7 separate regions of the Homo sapiens genome follow, and regions 1, 2, 3, 4, 5 and 6 are each linked to region 7. Evidence: chromatin contacts called from ENCODE Hi-C or POLR2A ChIA-PET data. All regions are on one chromosome and are shown on one strand. The core of a region is the stretch at or near the end of the contact, and the rest is flanking DNA. Distances in the headings are between cores, read along the strand shown.

What was found. A loop is a pair of places that touch in the nucleus more often than their neighbours do. ChIA-PET counts read pairs that join two places held with the same protein, here RNA polymerase II (POLR2A). Pooled maps may share reads with other maps.
Region 1: a loop to region 7 is called in a pooled map, with 8 times the contacts of the local background. The contact joins the promoter of JAK1 here to the enhancer-like site in region 7. A Hi-C loop is called at or near these places in 16 of 37 single-sample maps with no recorded cell type and 9 of 50 pooled maps. POLR2A ChIA-PET finds 5 or more read pairs at or near these places in 1 of 52 experiments (activated CD8-positive, alpha-beta memory T cell).
Region 2: a pooled map shows a loop between it and region 7 (5-fold over the local background). The contact joins two enhancer-like sites. A Hi-C loop is called at or near these places in 1 of 37 single-sample maps with no recorded cell type and 7 of 50 pooled maps. POLR2A ChIA-PET finds 5 or more read pairs at or near these places in 1 of 52 experiments (AG04450).
Region 3: a loop to region 7 is called in a map of naive thymus-derived CD4-positive, alpha-beta T cell, with 4 times the contacts of the local background. The contact joins two enhancer-like sites. A Hi-C loop is called at or near these places in 1 of 168 maps with a recorded cell type or tissue (naive thymus-derived CD4-positive, alpha-beta T cell), 5 of 37 single-sample maps with no recorded cell type and 11 of 50 pooled maps.
Region 4: a loop to region 7 is called in a map with no recorded cell type, with 3 times the contacts of the local background. The contact joins the promoter of DYNLT5 here to the enhancer-like site in region 7. A Hi-C loop is called at or near these places in 2 of 37 single-sample maps with no recorded cell type and 4 of 50 pooled maps.
Region 5: a loop to region 7 is called in a pooled map, with 3 times the contacts of the local background. The contact joins two enhancer-like sites. A Hi-C loop is called at or near these places in 3 of 50 pooled maps.
Region 6: a map with no recorded cell type shows a loop between it and region 7 (17-fold over the local background). The contact joins two enhancer-like sites. A Hi-C loop is called at or near these places in 5 of 37 single-sample maps with no recorded cell type and 9 of 50 pooled maps.

The regions. Positions count from the first base shown.
Region 1 is chr1:64,965,197-64,968,077 of GRCh38, reverse strand. It overlaps JAK1 (Janus kinase 1), which reads left to right and starts at 1,529. Exons shown (of 25, transcript NM_002227.4): 1 at 1,529-1,745. RefSeq lists a silencer at 1,305-2,184.
Region 2 is chr1:64,881,716-64,884,684 of GRCh38, reverse strand. JAK1 (Janus kinase 1) reads left to right here. Exons shown (of 25, transcript NM_002227.4): 3 at 1,210-1,408. Among named protein-coding and RNA genes, the nearest start is that of JAK1, 83 kb to the left of the region's middle. RefSeq lists enhancers at 1,261-1,430, 1,751-1,930. Within about 2 kb of position 1,709, at least 3 of the 41 ENCODE cell types and tissues checked have a DNase peak (open chromatin) inside an H3K27ac peak, as active enhancers do.
Region 3 is chr1:65,063,327-65,066,446 of GRCh38, reverse strand. It overlaps a transcript of JAK1 not described here. Among named protein-coding and RNA genes, the nearest start is that of MIR101-1, 6.4 kb to the right of the region's middle. Within about 2 kb of position 1,729, at least 3 of the 41 ENCODE cell types and tissues checked have a DNase peak (open chromatin) inside an H3K27ac peak, as active enhancers do.
Region 4 is chr1:66,751,087-66,753,884 of GRCh38, reverse strand. DYNLT5 (dynein light chain Tctex-type family member 5) reads right to left here and starts at 1,426. Exons shown (of 5, transcript NM_152665.3): 1 at 1,301-1,426. SGIP1 (SH3GL interacting endocytic adaptor 1) reads right to left here. Exons shown (of 25, transcript NM_032291.4): 25 at 2,746-2,798.
Region 5 is chr1:66,768,278-66,771,250 of GRCh38, reverse strand. DYNLT5 (dynein light chain Tctex-type family member 5) reads right to left here. Exons shown (of 5, transcript NM_152665.3): 3 at 773-864. Among named protein-coding and RNA genes, the nearest start is that of DYNLT5, 17 kb to the right of the region's middle. Within about 2 kb of position 1,515, at least 2 of the 41 ENCODE cell types and tissues checked have a DNase peak (open chromatin) inside an H3K27ac peak, as active enhancers do.
Region 6 is chr1:64,862,829-64,865,588 of GRCh38, reverse strand. JAK1 (Janus kinase 1) reads left to right here. Exons shown (of 25, transcript NM_002227.4): 8 at 617-802. Among named protein-coding and RNA genes, the nearest start is that of JAK1, 100 kb to the left of the region's middle. Within about 2 kb of position 1,373, at least 27 of the 41 ENCODE cell types and tissues checked have a DNase peak (open chromatin) inside an H3K27ac peak, as active enhancers do.
Region 7 is chr1:65,810,775-65,813,641 of GRCh38, reverse strand. All of the region lies in intron 1 of PDE4B (phosphodiesterase 4B), which reads right to left. Among named protein-coding and RNA genes, the nearest start is that of PDE4B, 19 kb to the right of the region's middle. RefSeq lists an enhancer at 1,241-1,470. Within about 2 kb of position 1,483, at least 2 of the 41 ENCODE cell types and tissues checked have a DNase peak (open chromatin) inside an H3K27ac peak, as active enhancers do.

The DNA.
Region 1 (2,881 bases), core at 280-2,779, 850 kb after region 7:
TTCTTTATGGTCCAGCTCAATAAAAACCCCTACCACTTCCTGAGCCCATGCCATGTGGGCTATATTATCATAGTTCACCTTCAGCAAAACCCCTTTAAGGAAGGCATTATCCCTATTTAACAGGTGAAGAAAATGATGCAAACAGCCCTGAGGTGTTGTTCAGAGTGTGGCAGATGAGACAAGACTTGCACACAAACACCCACAATGCAGGCAACCCGGGTTGCCTCCCTGTCTGCTCTGATCTCCGGTCTTCTTTGGTCCTCTTTTCTGTACTTCTGGAAGGCACTTTGGAGATCCTTTTGTCTGCTGCTCCACTGAGAATTGAGTCAACTAAGAATTGTTTAGGGCAACACAGGTGGTTACTGGTGGAGGCCAAACCTCAAATTCAGTAGTCTAATTCGGATGCTTGACTTTATTCCACACCCAGAATATCTTGCTCAGTTTCAGTTGCAGTAACTCAAGTGATCAGGAACTGTCCAGCAGGGTTAGTGAAGTCAGCACAGGTGGGGCAGCCTCTGTCCACAGCCCTGAAGCTGCAGAATTCTGACCGTGCACGGCCTCGGAGGATTTTCATCCAGGGATTGTCAGGGGGAAGTCGCTGGAGTGTTTTAAGCATGGGAGTGTGTGGAACAGATTTGAATTTTTAAAAGTTCATTGTAGAGAATTAATTGGGGGCTGGAGTGAATGGAGTGACGATTTAAGAGATGTTCGTGGTCCCTTCAGGTGAGAGATGGTGGCAGCTCGGACCGTGTTGCCGGAACATAGACAAGTGAACTGATTGGAGAGATACCTAAGGAAATAAAATTGTTAGGATTTGTCCGTGGACTGCCTACGAAGTATGAATCTTGGCTACAGTGTGACCTTGATTAAGACACTAAAGACTTAATTTGTTCCTCATGGATAAGATGATGCTACTACTTTGAGAGGTTATTAGTAAAAAATGAAAAGCGCTGTACATGCATTAGGTATCAGTGAATGTAGTTCTAATTCCTATTATGCATATGCTTTTTTTTTTTTCGTAAAGAGCTTTTAAAATACGGAATGGGTTGGATCTGCAGTAGCTTGTCCAAGCTGGGGGCTGTATTGTTAAATTCTTTTTAGTCTAGTGCTCCACTAGCTCCTCTCCTACTGAGCTGGGGTAAGAAGCGGAGCGTATACGGAGGAGGCGGGATGCATTTCTGCATCGAGCGCACAAAGGTGTGGCGGAGGGGGCTCCAGAGCTGGGAGGGGTCAATCTACGGGCGAATCCTGGCAATTTTACTCCCCGCGATAGATGACCTCGCGTCCTAGATGAGTTTCTAGATTCTAGAATCTAGAGGACGCGGTGAACAGAGACGAGTGGGGGCAGCTTCGCGAGCGAAGCCGGATGGGGGCGGGGCGGGTAGGCCGGAGGCGCAGAGTCTCCGCCGGGACCGCGACCCCGCCCCGCTTTCCGGGGCTGCCGCTGGTGACGTCGCGAGGGGGTGGGCCCGGCGGCCACGGGGGTGGGGCCGGCCGCGGGGCGGGGCGGGGCGGGACGGGAGGCGGTGCGTCGCTGAGCGCAGGCCGCGGCGGCCGCGGAGTATCCTGGAGCTGCAGACAGTGCGGGCCTGCGCCCAGTCCCGGCTGTCCTCGCCGCGACCCCTCCTCAGCCCTGGGCGCGCGCACGCTGGGGCCCCGCGGGGCTGGCCGCCTAGCGAGCCTGCCGGTCGACCCCAGCCAGCGCAGCGACGGGGCGCTGCCTGGCCCAGGCGCACACGGAAGTGGTGAGTGTCACCGGGGGAGGTGGAGGAGCCGGGGCGGCCGCGGTCGGCAGGCGAGGGGCGCGCAGCCCGGACTGGCCGGAGGCGCGGCCACCGCTCTTGGTCGGTCCTTAGGCTGCGCGGCCCGGGCTGCTCCTGAGCGCAGCTCAGGACCCCGCGGCTCGGGCGGGGAAGGCGGGGATTTCCAGCCCCGCGGAGCCGGCGGGCGGCGAGGAGGTCGCCGGGCGGGGGCCCCCGGCCGGGAGAAGAGCGGTTAAGCCAGGCCGCCCCCTCCCCCAGCGCGCACGGCAAGTTTTCATAAACAAGCCCGGAGCGCGCTGTCTGACATCCTGTTTATACCACCCCGAGATACAGGCGCGGGCTGGAGGGCTGACGTCCCTAGCTCCTTGTACCGCGAACTTGACCGCCAGCTCCCGGCCGGGGTGGCAGCGCAGAAAGGTTTTCTTCTTCGGCCCCAGGAAGGAGGCTGAGGGTCTTAGCTTTTTTCCTTCCTTGCGGTCTCAGCGAGGGAAAGTTTCTGGGATTTGGAGCTGGGTGTTGGGCGTCCGCGAACTCGGGAAACGCCCCCTCCCCTCTTAGGTTCTGTTAGGAACCAGGCCTCAGGTAGCCAGCGAGAAGTGGGAAAGGAGACCCTGGGCGAGAGGACCAGGGAAGGGGAACAGTGGGAGAGAACTACCCGGGGAATTGCGAATCCCACTGGAAAGGGACTGATTAACCGAAACTGGGGCTGGTCTCTGGCTCCCTCACTCCAACTCCATCCGCGCATCGTCGGCGACCGGGAGCATCGGAGGACTAATAGACACTCCTCCAAAGTCACTCCCCAGGGTCCCTGGGATGTGGGCTCCTTGGATGTGTGTTTACCACGGAACTTCTAGATAAAAGATGCGATGTTTGCCAGGTGTTTGTGCACACGTTTTTTGGAGGGTTTGCACTCCATGATTTCCTGTGTGTTCCTGGGGAAGGGGACCCCGTCCTTCCTGCCACTCTTCTTACTACGTGGCTGTGAGCTGCCTTCTGCCCCTGGTTGAGTACATCGCTATACATGTCATTGACACTTTTCCCCCCAAGTCATAGGGTTTTTCTCTCACTGGCAGGAATTTACAGTGGTATAAAATTGTCATTACTTCTTTCAGGGAGTA
Region 2 (2,969 bases), core at 460-2,959, 930 kb after region 7:
AAAGATATTCCTATAGAGGAATCAGTGTGAGTGAAGGCAGGAGGGTGAGAAGTAGCATTGGGTAGGGGAGGATACAGTAACACTGACAGCCTTGTGGGTTTCAAGCATGAAGCAAGAAGCTCAGAGTGATAGAAGATAAGGTGAGGAAGGCTGGCCGGCCAGATGATGGAGCAGGGCTCTGTTTCAGAGTCTCAGAATTGCTCTGTAGATTAATGGGAAGCCCTTGGAGGATCTGGTATGTGTTATGGAGAAATTACTTTAGGGGTTTAAGTGAAGGTTGGCTTGGCAGACAGGAAGAAAGTAGTAGGAGTGTGGGGTCAGCGAATTAGTTTGTAGCCCATTGGTATTGGGCAAGAAGAAGAAAGAATGTGTAGGGCTTTCCCTCATTTCTTTCCTCCTTTCTGGCCTTGCCCAAGGCTAAGTTGCTGAGGTTGGTTCTTTGGCCCTAGGTGCTCTCCCTTTGGAGGGTGCTTATGTGAATTACTTACTTACGCACTTTTCACCAGGGTTTTCTAACTGTTCCAAAGTAAGGCCTCCTCCTGCCCTCCTGGTGCTGCGTCAAAGTCCTGCCGCTCCTCCTGGGGTGGTAGGAACCAGGCTCCATTCATTAATTGTTATGGCCCTTCCATGTGACTTATGAACATGAATTGGTCATCATTTTGTGTGCAGTGTCTCAGGTGGGGATGTGAAGAGAGATAAGATACGGTTCATGCCCTCACCATGCTTGCTTTTTAGTGGGAGATGGACATGAAATTAAAATGCTGATTCTTGCCATAAGTCTGTTCAAAGCTTATGTGATTCCAGTAGAAACAGCAGCAGAATTTGTAACTAATAATCAGTCCTTTAACATTGTTGGTTCCAGAATGGGCTACATTTTTCAATTACAACTTGGGTGCAAATGGAGAAAATAAATTCAGGCCATGTCTAAAATTATTCTGATTTTTGAAAATATGGTCTGACCATATTTTCAAAAATACATAATTAATAAATTACAATTCATTAATTAGTATGCATAATTATTTTCCATGGTTTCATCTCTTATGAGATCTGACATGTTTGGTTTCCAGGAAGGGAAGGGGCAGGGGAGAGGTACGTATCCAATACCAACACCAAATGTTTCTGCTTTTTTACCTTCAGAACACTCCCTTTTGCCATAAGAACTTTTAGCACATAGAGTGACCACATAGTCTTGTTTTCCTTCCACAACAGTATCTAAATATAAAAGAGGACTGCAATGCCATGGCTTTCTGTGCTAAAATGAGGAGCTCCAAGAAGACTGAGGTGAACCTGGAGGCCCCTGAGCCAGGGGTGGAAGTGATCTTCTATCTGTCGGACAGGGAGCCCCTCCGGCTGGGCAGTGGAGAGTACACAGCAGAGGAACTGTGCATCAGGGCTGCACAGGCATGCCGTGAGTACTGGCAGCTGCCCAGGGCTGGGGGTTTCACCAACACACTAGTTCAGAAGATCTGGGGGTCTCTGCCCCTTGTAGCGCTGCTGGGCAGAAAGAGTTGTGGACTCTGGAGTCAGGTTCCTCCCTGCCTCTGCCACTGCCACTTGCACGTGACCTTAGGCCAGTGATTCTAATTCTGAGGGTTTCGCTTTTCACTTTCTTCATCTGCAGAGTGGCTTCTTTCTGCTCCGTCACTAATGAACTATAAGATACCAGGGGATGACGCTTGACTTCTGTGGATCCAGGCTCAGTTCTCATTTCCCCACATCTGTACAATTGGAATAATATCAGCACTAGATGAGGTGCTACGTAAAACACCTGGGACTAAGTCCCTGCTCAGCAAGTAGCGTATCTCAATATCTTAATAATTATTCGAAACTTCTCCTAAAAAGTTTGACCCCTCCTTCTGCTGCCGTGACTGCCCTCCCATGCGTGGTGCTGAGTTGAAGTGAGAAGCTGAGTGTTGCTTTGTGGCTTAGTCAAGTTCCCAAGTTGTGAAAAGGACGAGGCTCTCAACAACACAAGCTTTTTTTTCTCCTTTCAAGTGAGAGTTGTCTTAAAGTTAGCCTGTTGCCCTCAGAAGGTGGGAAACCAAAGTCCCTTTCATCCTTTGAACTTGAGGACATTGGCAGTTTTTGCTTGCCTGATTTTAAATGACAAGTTAAATCATAGAAATTAAGTTAAATCACAGATCTAATCCACTTGGATTGTGATGATGGTTGTACAACTGAGTAAATACACTAGAATCTGTTGAATTGTACACTTAAAAATTGGTGAATTTTATAATATGTAAATTATATCTCAAAGCTGTTTTAAAAAGGTTCTATCAACTCGTTTTATGATGATGAAGTAGCCATTTATGATGCCGTACAGCCTGATCCCTACTTTACTTATCCCACCTTTAACCCTCAGAACAACTCTGAGGGGATAGGTTGGTTATTTTAAGAATTGCTTATCTTGTTAGTAGTACAGCTTGTTTAGAAAACCTACCTTCTTTCTGATATTTGTCTTTCTGCCTAAAATCTTCACACACCAGAGTTTCAGGAAAAGGGGAGAGGCTTATGGTATGGGGAAGAGCGTAGTAGGCTCTTACTGACTAAACCTGACACAGAATAAAATGGGCTGAGGTGTATAGATTATTAGTGGGAAAAATCCAGTAATATTGTCAAGTTATTTTGACTAGGCCGCAATGTGTACAAATAACCATCTTTAGACAGCAGCTTTAAGTGTGTTTGTAATTATCAGAACACCTAGATGTAAATCAGTGGTTCTAAAGTTTTTTTTAAGGCTTTGTTTTTTTGTTTTCTCCCTTTCCCCTTGAGATTTGGTTTATATTGTTTATTCTCTTCGCCAAGCTTCTTGCCATCAGCACAGCAGGTATAAACCTCACTCAGTTTGTAAGCAAAGGTCATTGTTGCAGAGTCATTGGGCTGCTGTTAATGAGGGACCAAGGAGCTGCTGGGAAAGAGATGAGAGGAGAGAGCCTGTGAGTCTGAGGATGGACACAGTCGCTGGACCT
Region 3 (3,120 bases), core at 480-2,979, 750 kb after region 7:
TTTTCCCGCTTCTCCCCGGGCTCACCTGTTTATTTCCATCAGCTAGAGCTCGTGGTTTTTTAATATAGGCATGAGAGTCTGTTTCTTTTATTAGAAACATTATTGGGGAGAGGGGTGCTTTGCTGTAATTTGTGCTGGTCCAGGTCGGTTTTCAGGAAGGGGGAGGGGACTTGGCGGAGACGCCGGCTCCTGGCCGCAGCTGACCCCAGGGCTTCTCCCTGCCTTCCTGTGCGAGGAATTCTTTCCCTCACTCTGCTACCCGCACGCCAGCTGCCACCTTCCTGGAGAAAGACCACACCTGTGCTTATCCCTGCTTTGAAGGAGAGGTGAGCTGAGAAACCAGGGAATCCCCTGCTCTCCAGGGTTCTTAGTTAGTCCTCTCCGCAATCCCAGCATTGGCCAAAAATTGCTGCTTTCACCTGCTGATTTAATTTGGCATGTCTGTCCCCAGCCCCCCTTTCCCCCGGCAAGTTGTGATCTGCAGATGTTTTGGGATTTTCTCTTCCCTCTGGACCTGTCCCCCACCAACCAGCAAATAGCTCCTGGGCCTAGGTTGAGGGAGAGAGAGAAGTGACCCCCTTTGGCCAGTGCGCTGTTTTTTATTCCCCTCTGGGTCTTCTAATGGAATCTGCTGTCCCTCCGTAGCCCCCTTTATTTTCCCCTTAAGCTTAACCCAGAGCCAGGCCTAAGCAGCCTGTCTCTGGCTTTCTTTCCCCAGGCCCCACCCTGGCCCCTTTTGCTTTTCCAGCGCCAAAAAAAACGCCTCCCAAGCAGAAGACACACCCAGCCCAAGTCTAACCATTCCAAAAGGGAGGAAAACACAGAGGAAGAGCAGGGACCCAAGGGTCTCCTGTCCTGAATATTCCAACAGCGTTTCCCTCTAAAAGCCTCCTAGCTTTATAATCCCTTTATTCTGCTTACCAGTCGACCCTCCCCTCCTCTTTGCCCCTTGTTCTGTGATAGATATTTGGGGAGAGGGGTGGAGAAAGAGGTTGTCACCCTCTGTTCCTTACAGTGAGGCATTTTTCTTTTTCTCAGTCTTTTCATTTATTAGATGTTTAGCATGTAAAATATGTAAATCTGTTTGCAGGCTTATTTGAACTTGTTTTCTTGCTGGCTAAGGAATAGCTGATATTCTATAAAGGGAAGGAGGGGGGAAAAGATCAAAAGTAACACTCTGAGTTTTCCCCATTTGAGCATCCCCAGAGTTGCCAGAGAAGACCCTCCTATAAAAACCAACAGTCTCCCTTCCATGACATCACCACCTAAGCCCTTCCAACTTTAGCTTCAGAACAGGAAGAAGGCTCAAAATAGAACTACCTTAGGAATCCAGCTCCTTGAAAAGATCAACTTTTAAATCAGCTGCAGGAGGAACACAATGAACTTTGACATGGGGAGTGAGAAGGGAGAGAAGACTGTATAGTGTTCATAATTGGTTCCTTTGAGGGAGGGTTGGGGGATACTTACCGTGTATTTCAGAAAAGCTTTCCTCTAGAGTTGGGTACCTAGACCACTGAATGATAAATAGGATGGTTCAAGATTCATTTATTGAATTATTCATAAGTTTTTGTACGTCAACAATAACAAGCACGTTTCAGAATATGAATTAAAGAGGGGCCTCTCTGCAGAATCTGCTCTAGATAGAGAAGGTTGTTTCAGGAAGCTAGGAGGGCACTTGAAGACAGAGAACCTGAGGATGCAGTGACAGCTGCTGTGAGTATGTAAGTTGAGAGGCTCATAAACAATAATTGTGATAAACAATAATTGTAACTTTTGTAGGTGACTGATACCCTGGACAAAGAAGTAAGGATGTCAGGATTTTCCACCTCTACCTTGGAAATTAACTTCTTGTCTTTGAATCTCACTCAGTGTCTCCATTCAGTCCCTGAATTGAGATATGCTTTCCTCTCTGAGCTAAAATACTCAGTCTTTTGGAAGGGCTACCTAATAAACGATAATCACTGAAGTGTTGACAACTTAAAGATTGGAAGTGGAGCAGAAAATACTTGGTATAATTTGAGCACTTGGTGGGTGCTGTAAGATGACTTTCTGGTTGATGGGGTAACATCTTTTACTCTGGTTCGGGTTTAAAAGAATCCAGGTGACAGAGACAGGATACCTGCCCTAATATGGTAGCCACTAGCCACGTGGCTATTAACCACCTGAAATATGGCTAGGGTGAGGAAGAGCTCAATTTTAAATTTTATTTAATTTTAGACTTTGATAACTTGATTTAGTTATTGGAAAGCTTATTTATATTTGGAAACATACTTGAGCTTACGCATCTACTTTTGAAACTAAGTGTTTTGAAATCCAAACGCAAATTAAGTATTTTGATGAAAATTTAGAATTGGGATATGTAAGTGCAAAGTAATCTTCAGATTTCAAAGAATGCAAAAAAAGTAGAATAGCCCATTAATTTTATGTTGATTCCATGTTCAGATGATAATATTTTAGATATATTGGGTTAAATGAATATGCTATTAATTCCACCTGTTTATTAGTGTGGCTACTAGAGAATTAAAAATTACATGTGTAGCTTGCATTATATACTTCATTGGACAGCTCAGGCCTGCATTACTCCTTTTCATCTATGAATTAATTTCTTTTCTTTTTTTCTTTCTTTTTTTTTTTTTTTTTTTGAGATAGAGTCTCTCTCTGTCTTCCAGGCTGGAGTGCAGTGACGCGATCTTGGCTCACTGCAACCTCCACCTCCCAGGTTCAAGCGATCCTCTTGTCTCAGCCTCCAGAGTAGCTGGGACTACAGGTGTGTGCCACCACGCCCGGCAGATTTTTTGTATTTTTAGTAGAGATGGGGTTTCCCCACGTTGGCCAGGCTGGTCTTGAACTCCTAAGCTCGGGTGATCCATCCGCCTTGGCCTCCCAAACTGCTGGGATTACAGGCATGAGCCACTGTGCCTAGCCCCATGGATTAATTTCAAAAGTGGTGACTGTATGAAATATTGTTATTTCATGTTTGTGTTTCTATTTTCCACTGCTGTGTTCCATGTGATGATTGGGGACCCCAAGTATTACATTATTACTGTTATATTAGGGAGATTAGTGTAAAAGTCCAGGGTTCTAGAACGGCTAGCAGGGGTGTCATGGGAAAATTGGGAT
Region 4 (2,798 bases), core at 177-2,676, 940 kb before region 7:
TCAAACTCCTGGGCTCAAGCGGTCCACCCACCTCAGCCTCCCTAGTAGCTAGGACTACAGGCCTGCACCACCATGCCTAGCTAATTTTTAAACATTTTTGTAGAGACAAGATCTTTCTGTGTTGCCCAGGCTGGCCTTAATCTCCTGGCCTTAAGTGATCCTCCTGCCTTGGCCTCCCAAAGTGCTGGAATTACAGGCATCAACCACTGTGCCTGACCCACCATGACTTTAAAAAATAAAATTAGGGGTAGGGAGCTAGAAAATAAATAAATAAATAAAAATTAAAATTAACCTTGCTTTCCCAAAGATTTTTTGTTGTTTGTTTTGTTTTCTCGAGCAACATTTACATAGTTTGTAAAGAGCAAATAGGACTTAACTTTTAAATAAATAATTTATTGGAAAACTCCCTCCTTCCTACTAATACTTGTTAAAAAGCTGGTAGTAGCAATGGACTTCCCAGAACTTGGACTATAACTCTAATAATGCCCTCATTGTCTACCTACAAATTTAAGTATTCATTTAAATTATTTCATAATCTATAAATGTGAGAGCCCCGATAAGGAAATACTGTGCTAGACACCAAAGCATAAAAATAGAAGAGAATCCATGCCTTCAAGGAGCTGGCAGTTGAGTAGGTAGGGCACACAAGAACATACCCTAAAACCCAGTGGCATCAATGTCAGAGCAGAGGTGCTGTGTGTGGGTGAGGCAGGCAGCGTGGTGTGTGTGTGCACGTGAGTGTGAGCGTCCTTGAGTGTGTACCTGTGAGTGTGCATCTCTGTGTGTGCAGGTGCCTGTGTGTATAAGTGTGTCTGTGTTCGTGTGTACGAAGGTGAGTGTGTTTATGAGTGTGGAAAGACACACAGCCTGATTAGGTGGGTCATTCAGGTTTTGCTGCAAAGCCACATAGACCCATCTCGGCCTCAGCTGTTTCCAAAGCTGCCCTGCAGGCCGCCCCCTCCCCAAGAAAGGCCAGAGTTGGGACCTGGAGGTCCTCATGGGTGCGGCCAGCCACAGGAAGACCGCCCCGGGTCAGGGGATGACCTTGCTGGCCGGCTCTGCGTTGGCCATCACTCTTGAAGCCCAGCCCCCAGCCATGCAATGGGGCAGGGGACGAACCGTTGGGACCGACTTTCAGTTCCCAAATTTGGGATCATTTTTTCTTATGTGTTGGGGAGAGGAGGAATAAGGTGGCGGAGAGATCGGGGCCAAGTAGGGCCATTTCTCAACAAAGGGCCGATCCCTTGCCCCCTATCCTTCCTTTGGGGTCCAGACGCGCTGCAGAGAGAGGCGACCCTACCTGCAGCAGGGAGGCTTCGCCCGGAGCCTCCCAGACCTCCGGCACTGCAGACACTGCGCGCGGCGCGGCTCCCGCGTCCCAGGCTTCATTCAGCCGGCGGCCGCCCGCGCACTCTCCCTGGACTCTGAGGCCGGTCTCCAGGGTGACCTCAAACAGAGCCCTCGGCCCTCCCCGGCCGGACTTGGCCGCTGAGTGGCCCTCTGAGCTGCCCTAAGGATGTAGAGGATCTCATCTTCACTGCCCACTGGGGGTCACTCTGAGCCGGGCTGCGTCCTGGGTTGGCGGCGAGCTGGAGGGGAACTGGTTCATTGTGTAGCGAGGAAGACATTTGGGACTAAAGACATTTGCACCCCTAGGGCCCCTCATCAAGTTCCTTTTCCCGCAGACATCAGGGGCAGGAGTGGGAAGTGCTGCGGTTTCCTAGCACAGGAAATCCGAAGCGCAAAGACAAAGTAAAGTAGCCCTGCCCTTTTCCCGGCTCCTAACGCTGCTTCGCACGTTCCCCCTCCAAGGCACAGGCGGTGGAATGTGGAGGTAAATGAGCACTTACATTGGCCAGATACCCCAGATACCGACAAACATTGGGATTTAGTCGTCCCAATAACTCTGTCAAGAAAGGAATGTTTTCCCTTTAAAGGATTTGGAAAATTGAGATTCTAAAATGTTAAATAATATGCCCAAGGCCCCTGAAACTCATGGTCTTAACTCCAATGTGTTACAAACCGGGCTGGGTTCCTTCGCTTTCCTTAACAAGACTCTTCTGAGCCTGTTAATGTCTAAGAAGCTTTGAAATGAGGCTGTTTGGGGTTGAGGACCTACCTGCTGGTATGAATGGGCTTTTCCTCTTCTTCAGCGACTATCCCCAGCCTAAGCCTGGTTTGGGCCTCCCCAAACCAAAAGCAAACAAAATAAACACTATAGGGACCCTCCTGTAGTGGGCAATCATTGGAAGCAGAAACAAGATGCCTCCAAGCATCTAGCCAAGGGCATGGCTCTTGATGAGTGTCCTGCTGGAATTAGCATTAGCTGACAGTAATACATTGGGATTCCGGTGGAGCACAGTGTTAGGATAGTGTTGGAAGAAGAGAAATAGATATTTTTGCCCATCCCAATCTCTACTCACAGAAAGATAAGAACAGGAAAGGATTGTTGATTGAATATCTACTATGGACTAGATAGGAACTGCTAGGTGATGAATAAACATTATCTCATTGAATTTGTTCAGTGACTATGACATAGGGGACATTACTCTATTTTTTTTTAAGATAAGGAAATGTAGAATCGTTGAGTAACATGCTCAAGTCGATATTTAAATCACAGAGCTGAAATTTGTCTAACTCTTAACCCTTGACCTTTGACAGACCTTTGGCCCACCATCCCTACCCTAAACATGGAATGAAGTTTTCCAGAAATGCGGGTAAAATTTTAAGAGGCTGACAGCAAAAGATATTCACAATTCAATTTATTTTCATATTTTTCATTTATTTTCCAGAAAAAG
Region 5 (2,973 bases), core at 266-2,765, 960 kb before region 7:
GTAATCCATGTAGTCTTGGGGACTCCTGTAGAAAACTGGCTACAAGGCCAGAGGGGACAGGCTGATGGTCTATAATTTTCTTGGGGTTAACTGGCCACAGATGGAATCACCTTGGCCCATAGAGTCTTTCTTTGCCCCTTGGTAAATCTCTGTGGAATTTCCATATAGCAGTAATTATGTATGAATTCAGGTAATAGTGGGCAGGTACGCTTTTAGAGAAAACAAGTGGGTCTATGAGGAAACATGGATGGGAAAAGATATTTGCCACGGACTCCACCTGGGAGTATAGCGGCAGGTGCAAAGATCTTTGTTTTCAAAGACTCAAAACCTCAGTGGTAATGGATAAACGTCTCTGTCAACAGGGGACTATGAGTCATTTGCCTTTGCTTTGAGTTTTTTTTTTTCCTTCACCTAACAACACTGATTGGTTTTGTTGGATAAAATATCAATACTTATCTCTTTCATTTAAGTCATATCTATGTACCCAGAAATACTCAGTGAATTTGTTAAGTCAGTAGTATACTGTATGCATCAGTGCCACCCAGTGAATTGTTTGGCATTTGGGAAACATTAGTAAAGAAAAGTAAGACAGCAAGTGTTGTTACCTTTTTGCTGAGGAAGAAACTAAAGCAACATCAAATCACTCAATTCATTAAAGTCCCTTATATTGTGCTAGAATTGAAGACAATGCCAGGTTATCAAATATCATTTTTAAGAGAATCAGTCACCAATTTAGAAGTTTAAAATAGGAGTGAGAGATAAAAGAACACACCCAACTGATAGGTGTTTTCCATCTGAACTGTAAGGCGAGAGATATCATCACGCTGACTGGGTTCTTCCATATAAGACACAGTACTCATAGAACTAAAAACAAGGGAGAAAACAAATTTTAGTCATTATTATAACAATAATAACAAAATACAATATTGCTTTAAGCTAAAATGTTACAAAGATGAAGTTTTCTCAGAAAATTTCAAGTAAGTCTTATGTAAATATCCTAGTGGCATATTGAAAGTCCAAAACATTTTAGAGATGGAAATATTAAGATGCAGAGGAATTATTTGGAGCAGGTCTCAATGTGATGGCTGAAGCCCAGGGCAGTTACCCAGGTCATCAAATTATCCAGAAAGCGATCCTGGGTTGATGTATGTGTATGGGGTAACAGTACATACTTCAAAATCCATTGCCAATCGCATCTCCACCACTGATATAAAGCCTCTCCTCAAAGTAGATAAAGCTCACAAACAGGGCTGGGGGACATATGAGGAAGCTTAAAATGTTGGAAGACAACTCTATATACACATGGAGTATTATAAAGAGTTCACTATTATATGTAGTTCACAAAATCCCTTTAGTATGAAAAAGAAAAATGAGAAACTCATCTACGTGGTAGAGGAAACCGCAATTCACCAAAACTATAATACATTAATAAGCATCAATCGGCCTTTTCAACATCGAAAAAGGGTTTTGGTTTCGTTATCAAGGCAATATGAGCTTATCCTGGTGCTAAACAGGAGACCCAAGCAAAGAGGAGGCCCCACTGTCTCTCCAGCACTACTTAATTCAACTTAGTTCAGAGGAAATTCAGCTGTAACTAATGACAGTCTCAGAATGCTGCACCCTCAATTTTCTCCACCTGTGAAAATGAACTTTAAGACAGATGTCATTTCAAAGGGGAGGATATAATAGCATGTGTGTGTGTGTGGGTGTGTGTTTGTGTGTGTGTGTGTTCAGAGTGACCACTTTTCTAAGCAGGCTATGTTTTTGCTTTAATTAAATAAAAAATAGATATTTGCTCTTAATCTTTGGGGATCTTTTTTCTTGCAAGGAATTTAAAATACTTAGTTCTACGCTGTTTGGAATTAATGAACTTCTTGCAAATCGATATTTTAAGAAAATCACGGGTAATCTATTTTTAAAAATCCTTTAATGCAATACAACTTACATGATAAATTAGGGTTTACCCACTCAGCCCAAGAAAATGATGGAAGAAATTCTGGCTGCTTTTTTCATGGTGGATTTCTGGATGAGTGACTTAATCTTTATTCTTATAACACCTGCCTTCCTCAATTTACTGCTGCCCTTTGAAGTAGCAACCAGCCTGTTTGGCCACACTGGCTGCAGGTGTTGTGGGCAATACCAAAGATGATTACTGCTGCTTAAAAAACCCAATGTTACATAAACCCCTTGATTCTAAGATAAGTCAGTCTGCTCCATTACTATATATGCTACTTTTAACTTTGTAAAACATTTCCCATAAATTATCTCATTTTACTTTCACAATATCCTTTGAGGTAAGTAAAAGATTCATTATTCTACCCATTTCAGAGATAAAGGGAATGAGGCAAAGGGCTTAATGTACATGTATAAAAGGCAGACAGATTTCAAATGTCCTGTTTACCTCTTAGTGACAAAGTCCCAAGTATGATTATAACAGACAGAATGAAAATAGGGACAATGAAATAATTAATCACTGCAATTAAAACTTACTTGCATAATACAGAAGGTATTCATAAAAACTCAATTTCTTTTCTACTGAACACCATATTAAAAATTCATGGAGAAGAAGAGGTGGTACAAAACTCAAATTAGCTGGAGTGAAAATTCCAAGACAAAAAAGCAAATAAGGATTTTTATAAACTGTCTTCACTATCAGTTACTGAAGATTGACAATCAGTGCACTTAATATTATTATCATTATGAAACTGGTAAATGTCATAAGGGCAGCTTAAAAATCCCACTGGTTGAAGATTGGTGTGCAAATAGAAAGTTTTGCAGATTGACTTTTTTTGAGTTATTGTAGATAAATTTGTTCAGTGCCCTTTTATTTCCATAGGAATCATATAAACAGTGTATGCTCATTTTACAAATTCAAAACATACAGAAAAACATAGAGAAGAAAGTAAAATTACAAAAAATTATTAACCTCAGTTGTTCTCTAACCCCTGTTAACATTAACAAAAATCATTTCAG
Region 6 (2,760 bases), core at 124-2,623, 950 kb after region 7:
GGCTCAAAGAGATGATGTAACTAGTTAAGTAATTGGCAGAGGCAGGAACTTAACCTAGATCTCTGGTCTCCAGGGCTCATGCGACACAAAATATTTTCACTTGTGCAGATATATATTATTCAGTGTGTAGATTATTTCAAGCATGAAATTCGTGTCTTCTCTGGAAAATCCCGACTTGAGTACTGTTACAAAGTCAAGACGATTGGTGATAGGAGAAAGCTCATGTTCAGCTCAGTGGTAACTGGGAAGAGTATGTTATCTGTTTGTGTCAGAGCATGTGTAGTAGTCTGGAAGTGAGGAGACCTGAATGTAGATGCATGTCTAGTGAGCAGTGATTTCCCTTTCTGAGTTTCCGTGCACATTGCGTATTATATAGTTTAGACAGTGTGCTCATTAAGGTCTCTTCCAGATATGAAAGCCCAGGATTCCCTGATACAACCCAGTTCTTTGGTCCTAACCCTGCAGGTGCCAACTCCCCCAATCCTGCAAGTCCAGAAGAGCTGGCTTTCTCTTCCTTGGACCTAGGCCCTGCATAGGTTTCCCAGCAGCACTGACCTTTTACCAATAGAAAATGAAGAAAGCAACTTAACCCTGTCCCTTTTATGTATCTTATCAGGTTGTTTCTGTTGAAAAGGAAAAAAATAAACTGAAGCGGAAAAAACTGGAAAATAAACACAAGAAGGATGAGGAGAAAAACAAGATCCGGGAAGAGTGGAACAATTTTTCTTACTTCCCTGAAATCACTCACATTGTAATAAAGGAGTCTGTGGTCAGCATTAACAAGCAGGACAACAAGAAAATGGTAAGTTTGTCCCAGAAGCTCTTAAGTCTGGATCTGGTGATGAGAGGGAGAATTGCTGAGTTCCGTTCTGCAGCACATGATTTTCAGAGTTCCTGTCCTAAAGAGAAAACAGGATTTTCTTATTGAAGCCAAAAAGTTCCTATTACCAAGGCATTCTCAGTGTTTTAAAGTTACACCGATACATTCCAGTGCCTTTCTTTGGTCTCAGAAATGTGAATCTGCCTTAGGATTTGCTTCCCTCCCAAATACACCTCAGCATCAATATTTAATTCACAAAGCTAGTGGATTTGAAGGAAAAGAAAACCAGCGAATGTCAGTGTTTCCTCCCAAGGGTTCTGGCACGGCCTCTCTGCTGAGCTGAAGTGCAAAGCAGGAAGCCCCACGTTGCCCTCAGGCGAGCCTCGGCCACAGTGGCAGTCATCGATATGGTGTCAGGCACACCCCAGTGACTCTCGGACAGAGGAAAGGGTGTTTAATCTCACTTCCTCTTTTTTGGTATCACTTGAGGACATAATCTAAACAAGCAGGAAGTGGGAACTCTGCCAAAATAAACCTGTTTGTGTCAGGGGAAGTCACAGCCAACAACATGCAGAGAGAGCGGCTGGTGAGACAGCTAGCACTCTTAAGGTGAGTGGAGCCAACACCAGGAAAGGCCACATTCTGCCAAAATGTGGCAGATACTGTGTCACAATGATAACGCTCAGTGCTGAGGAAGAGCCTGGTGATACGGTTTAGGGCAGACAGTCACTCTCTTGTATTCAGAATAACTTGTCTTTCTGATATAACCTTTTGGAAAACAGTTTGGTAACCTGTTAAAAGCCTTGAAAATATTTATATATCCCTCTGTTCAGGAATCTAGAGAATGAATCTATCTTCCAGAAACAATGTGAGAGGCAGGTTATGGTTTATGAATAAGAATATTCATTCCAGTAGTAATTAAAGTGTCAAAATTCTGAAAATAACTTAAATATACAATAATAGGAGAATAGGAAAATAAATCACAATTTGCCTGAGAAGCAGAATATTAGAAAATCAGGTTGCTGAATTTTTTAATGACCTGGAAAAAAGGTCAGGGGAAAAAGCAGGATATAAAACTTTACCTATAGAATGGGACCAGTTTTGTTCAAAATATCAATAGGTATGCATGTATATACACATGCTCTTAGAAAAATAAATATTAACAGCTACTTATTTATGGTGGCATTATGAGTGGTTTTAATTTTCTTATTCTCCCCTCCTTTTTTTTTAAACAAAAAACTTACATTAATTTTATTAGAAAAATATAGTAAAAACAAAGTGAAGAGGGAGAAGTAGAAGAGCTCAGATGGATGTTAATGGAAAGATGCGAAATGGAGGGAGAAAAGAAGAAGTGCTGTTGATGGAGCACATCCTGGATATCAGGCCCCGTGTTATATGCTGCATCCTGGATATTAGGCCCCGTGTCATATGCTGCATCCTGGATATTAGGCCCCGTGTCATATGCTGCATCCTGGATATTAGGCCCCGTGTCATATGCTGCATCCTGGATTTTAGGCCCCGTGTCATATGCTGCATCCTGGATATTAGGCCCCCTGTCATATGCTGCATCCTGGATATTAGGCCCCGTGTCATATGCTGCATCCTGGATATTAGGCCCCGTGTTATATGCTGCATCCTGGGTATTAGGCCCCGTGTTATATGCTGCATCGTGGGTATTAGGCCCTGTGTTATATGCTGCATCCTGGGTATTAGGCCCCCTGTTATATGCTGCATCCTGGATATTAGGCCCCGTGTCACATGCTGCATCCTGGATATTAGGCCCCGTGTTATATGCTGTGCCTGTATCTTGGTCTGTCTTAGTCCTTGTAAGAACCTTAGGGGACTGAGCATCAGCTCTACTTGAAATGAGGAATCTGAGACTAATCAAGAGGCATGGGATCTTGCACAGGGTCACTCAGTGAGAAAGTGGCAGGCACTTG
Region 7 (2,867 bases), core at 234-2,733:
AACTATAGAGGACCCCCTCCTCAGAAAAACTACACTGGCACACATTTTTCATACTATTTTGAATATGATTTCCAGGGCCCACAATGAAAATGTATAGATCTCTATATTGTTCACTTCTAAAATCTGTTTACTCTGATCTGGCTTTTTCCTGAGAGTTCCAGACCACCTTCCAAATACTTTTCAGATAGGTATTATTTTATATGGCAAAAATATCTCAAACTTGCACGTTCAAAACTCAACATGCCATTTCCCCCAGCAAAACTGTATCTTTTTCTTAGTCTTTCTTTAGTGAATGGCAATTCAATTCCCCCAATTAATTAAAATAGTAACTTGCATATTACTGTTGACTTCTTTCTCCCTCCGTATACCTCTCACATCTAAATGGTAATTATAGTGACCTCCCACGATTAGTTAAGTGGCATGCATTTGACAAAGTATTAACAACCAACCCACCATATATGCTTACATATTTTCTGTATGAATTTAAATAAGTGACTCACTCCTCTACAGGTGAGCAGCTAATAAACCAAACCCTCAATACCTCATTCCTGAACTCCCTCGGTAGCCTCCTAACTCTCTGCCTGTTCCCAATCTCGTTCCAGTTTTAGTATCTCCCAACATGTCTTAGAATAGATTTAGGTATTCCCTCTCCAGCCCCTACAGAAACTTTAGTGTCCTTATCTTCATTCTTAAGGTTTTGTATTCCTGGGGCAACTTTTCCAGGGCTGTCTAGGACCCTTAGAAAGCAGTTGACAGGCAAATAGAAATAAAGAAGCTAGAGAATAATTGTTTAAGGTGTTATACTCTCTCCCAACCCCTGCCCAGTGCTATCTATTTGTGTTTTCATGGAGACTTTAGAATAGAGCTTCTCAACCAGTGCATTTCTATACATAATATCATATAGGAGGCTGAGACAGTCGTCCCCTCAGTCCCTAGGATAGGCATGTAATTCCTAGAACCACAAACAGCATTATCTATGTAGTTCAGTATTTACTACAAATATTAACATTCCAAAGTGTGCCAATGGATGAAAAAAATAATTGAGAGGCATTTAAAACACAGAAAGTCCCTCCAGTATCTAAAAACAATGAATTTCCACCCTGACATTTTACTGTCTTGGAAATTTAATGCCACCAACCTATAGTTAAAACCTACATGATTATGGCCAATTACATTTGGAAGGGATTTGTCCAAGTTGGCCCTGGATCAGGGAGAGCAGCAGCAGGTGAGAAATGCTGCCTTTGAGCAGCTGATGCAACCCAGGTGTGGCAGAGCATGGAGGGCCATACCCTAAGAAGGAGACCAGCAGAGAAACTGAAACAAGTGAGTAACTAACCTACAAGAGGACCCAGAAATTTAGAAAAGGAACTCTCAGAGCAGAAACTGAAAGCCAAGAACAGAACCCAAAATTGAGTCAGAGGAAATGAGGCAAAAGGTCAGACCTCGGGGAAGGAAGCTAGAGATGCCAAATCAGCAGAAGGCTGAGGGCTGAGGTCAGGGATGAGTCAATTCATCTGCTCTCAAAGCCAAAAGAAGCCCTAGCCCTTGAGCCACCACAAGGGTTAAAACTTCTTTAGTGAAATGAAAGGAACTAAGCTTAATTCCTCACTGAAACCTCAGTACTACAATATGTTAATTTTGTCTTTTAATGGTCCTGGGGTTTTTTTTGGTTTGTTTGTTTGGCTTTACTTTTTCCCCCTAATTTCCTCATTTACCTTCTGTATATTTTATATTTCATGTAATTTTTATTTAACGTTAATGAAACAGCAGCTTTCAAGTTGTCTTAGGCAGACAAGAAATTTTTTTCTAAATTTATTGAAATAAAAGTATATGTAAATTATGTCATAATATAAAGAGAAAATCCAAGCCACCTTACTATCATTAATATTAATATTATTTGTATTACTAGTAGCTATCATGTACTTAACTTTGTAACCTTGTGTCTTGTACTATGCTAGATGACTTTATATGTTAACTCACTCCTCACATTATCCACAGGAGGGATTATTAGTCACAAACAAATGAGGAAATCAAATAGGTCAAAAATTTTTCCATGATCCTATAACTAATAAATGGCAGGAATGAGATGTAAACCTGTGATGTGTCTGATTCTTAATTACTGCACTCAGCTCTATTTTATTTAAAATATGCTTATTTAAATATGACCCACATAAAATGGGTCATTTGCTTAATGAACATCTGTCAAAGCACAGCTGGGTATTAAGTACTTTTCTAGGTGCCCTTGGGGCAAAAGAAAAAGGAGAATCTGACATAGCCAAGCCTTGAGGATGCTCAAGTTAAGTTTGAAGACAAGACGTAGTCCATGAAATACAACAAAAATTAGTCCAAAGTCATAGGTAAGCCTTCAATTTGAGCCCTGAAGATACTATTTCTCAGCATATGACCCTGAGCAAGTTATTCTTATTGTGTAAAGCTGAGATCATAATGATATGAGCCTCATGGGGTGTTCTAAGGATAAGATGAGATAATGTAGACCATTAGTTTTCAACTTCAGGTGATTTCCTCTCTGACAAAAGATATTTGATAATGTCTGAAGCATTTTTGGTTGTCACAACTGGGTAGGGGGAAAAGAGAGTGTTGTTTGCATCTAGTTGGTAGAGGCCAGGGATGCTGTTAAACACCCTGCAATGCACGAGACAGGCTGTCTCCCAAACAGGGAATCATCTGGCCCAAAGTATCAATTGCACTGGGGTTGAGAAACCCTAACGTATTCGAAGCGTTTAGCAGAATCCTAAAGGCATTTAGTAGTAGATCCTCCACATTAACTCACTATATTTGCATGAAAAGGGGGTAGCACTTATGGCATTTATGTACTTAAGAAAAGAATTAAATAGAAAATAATTGTA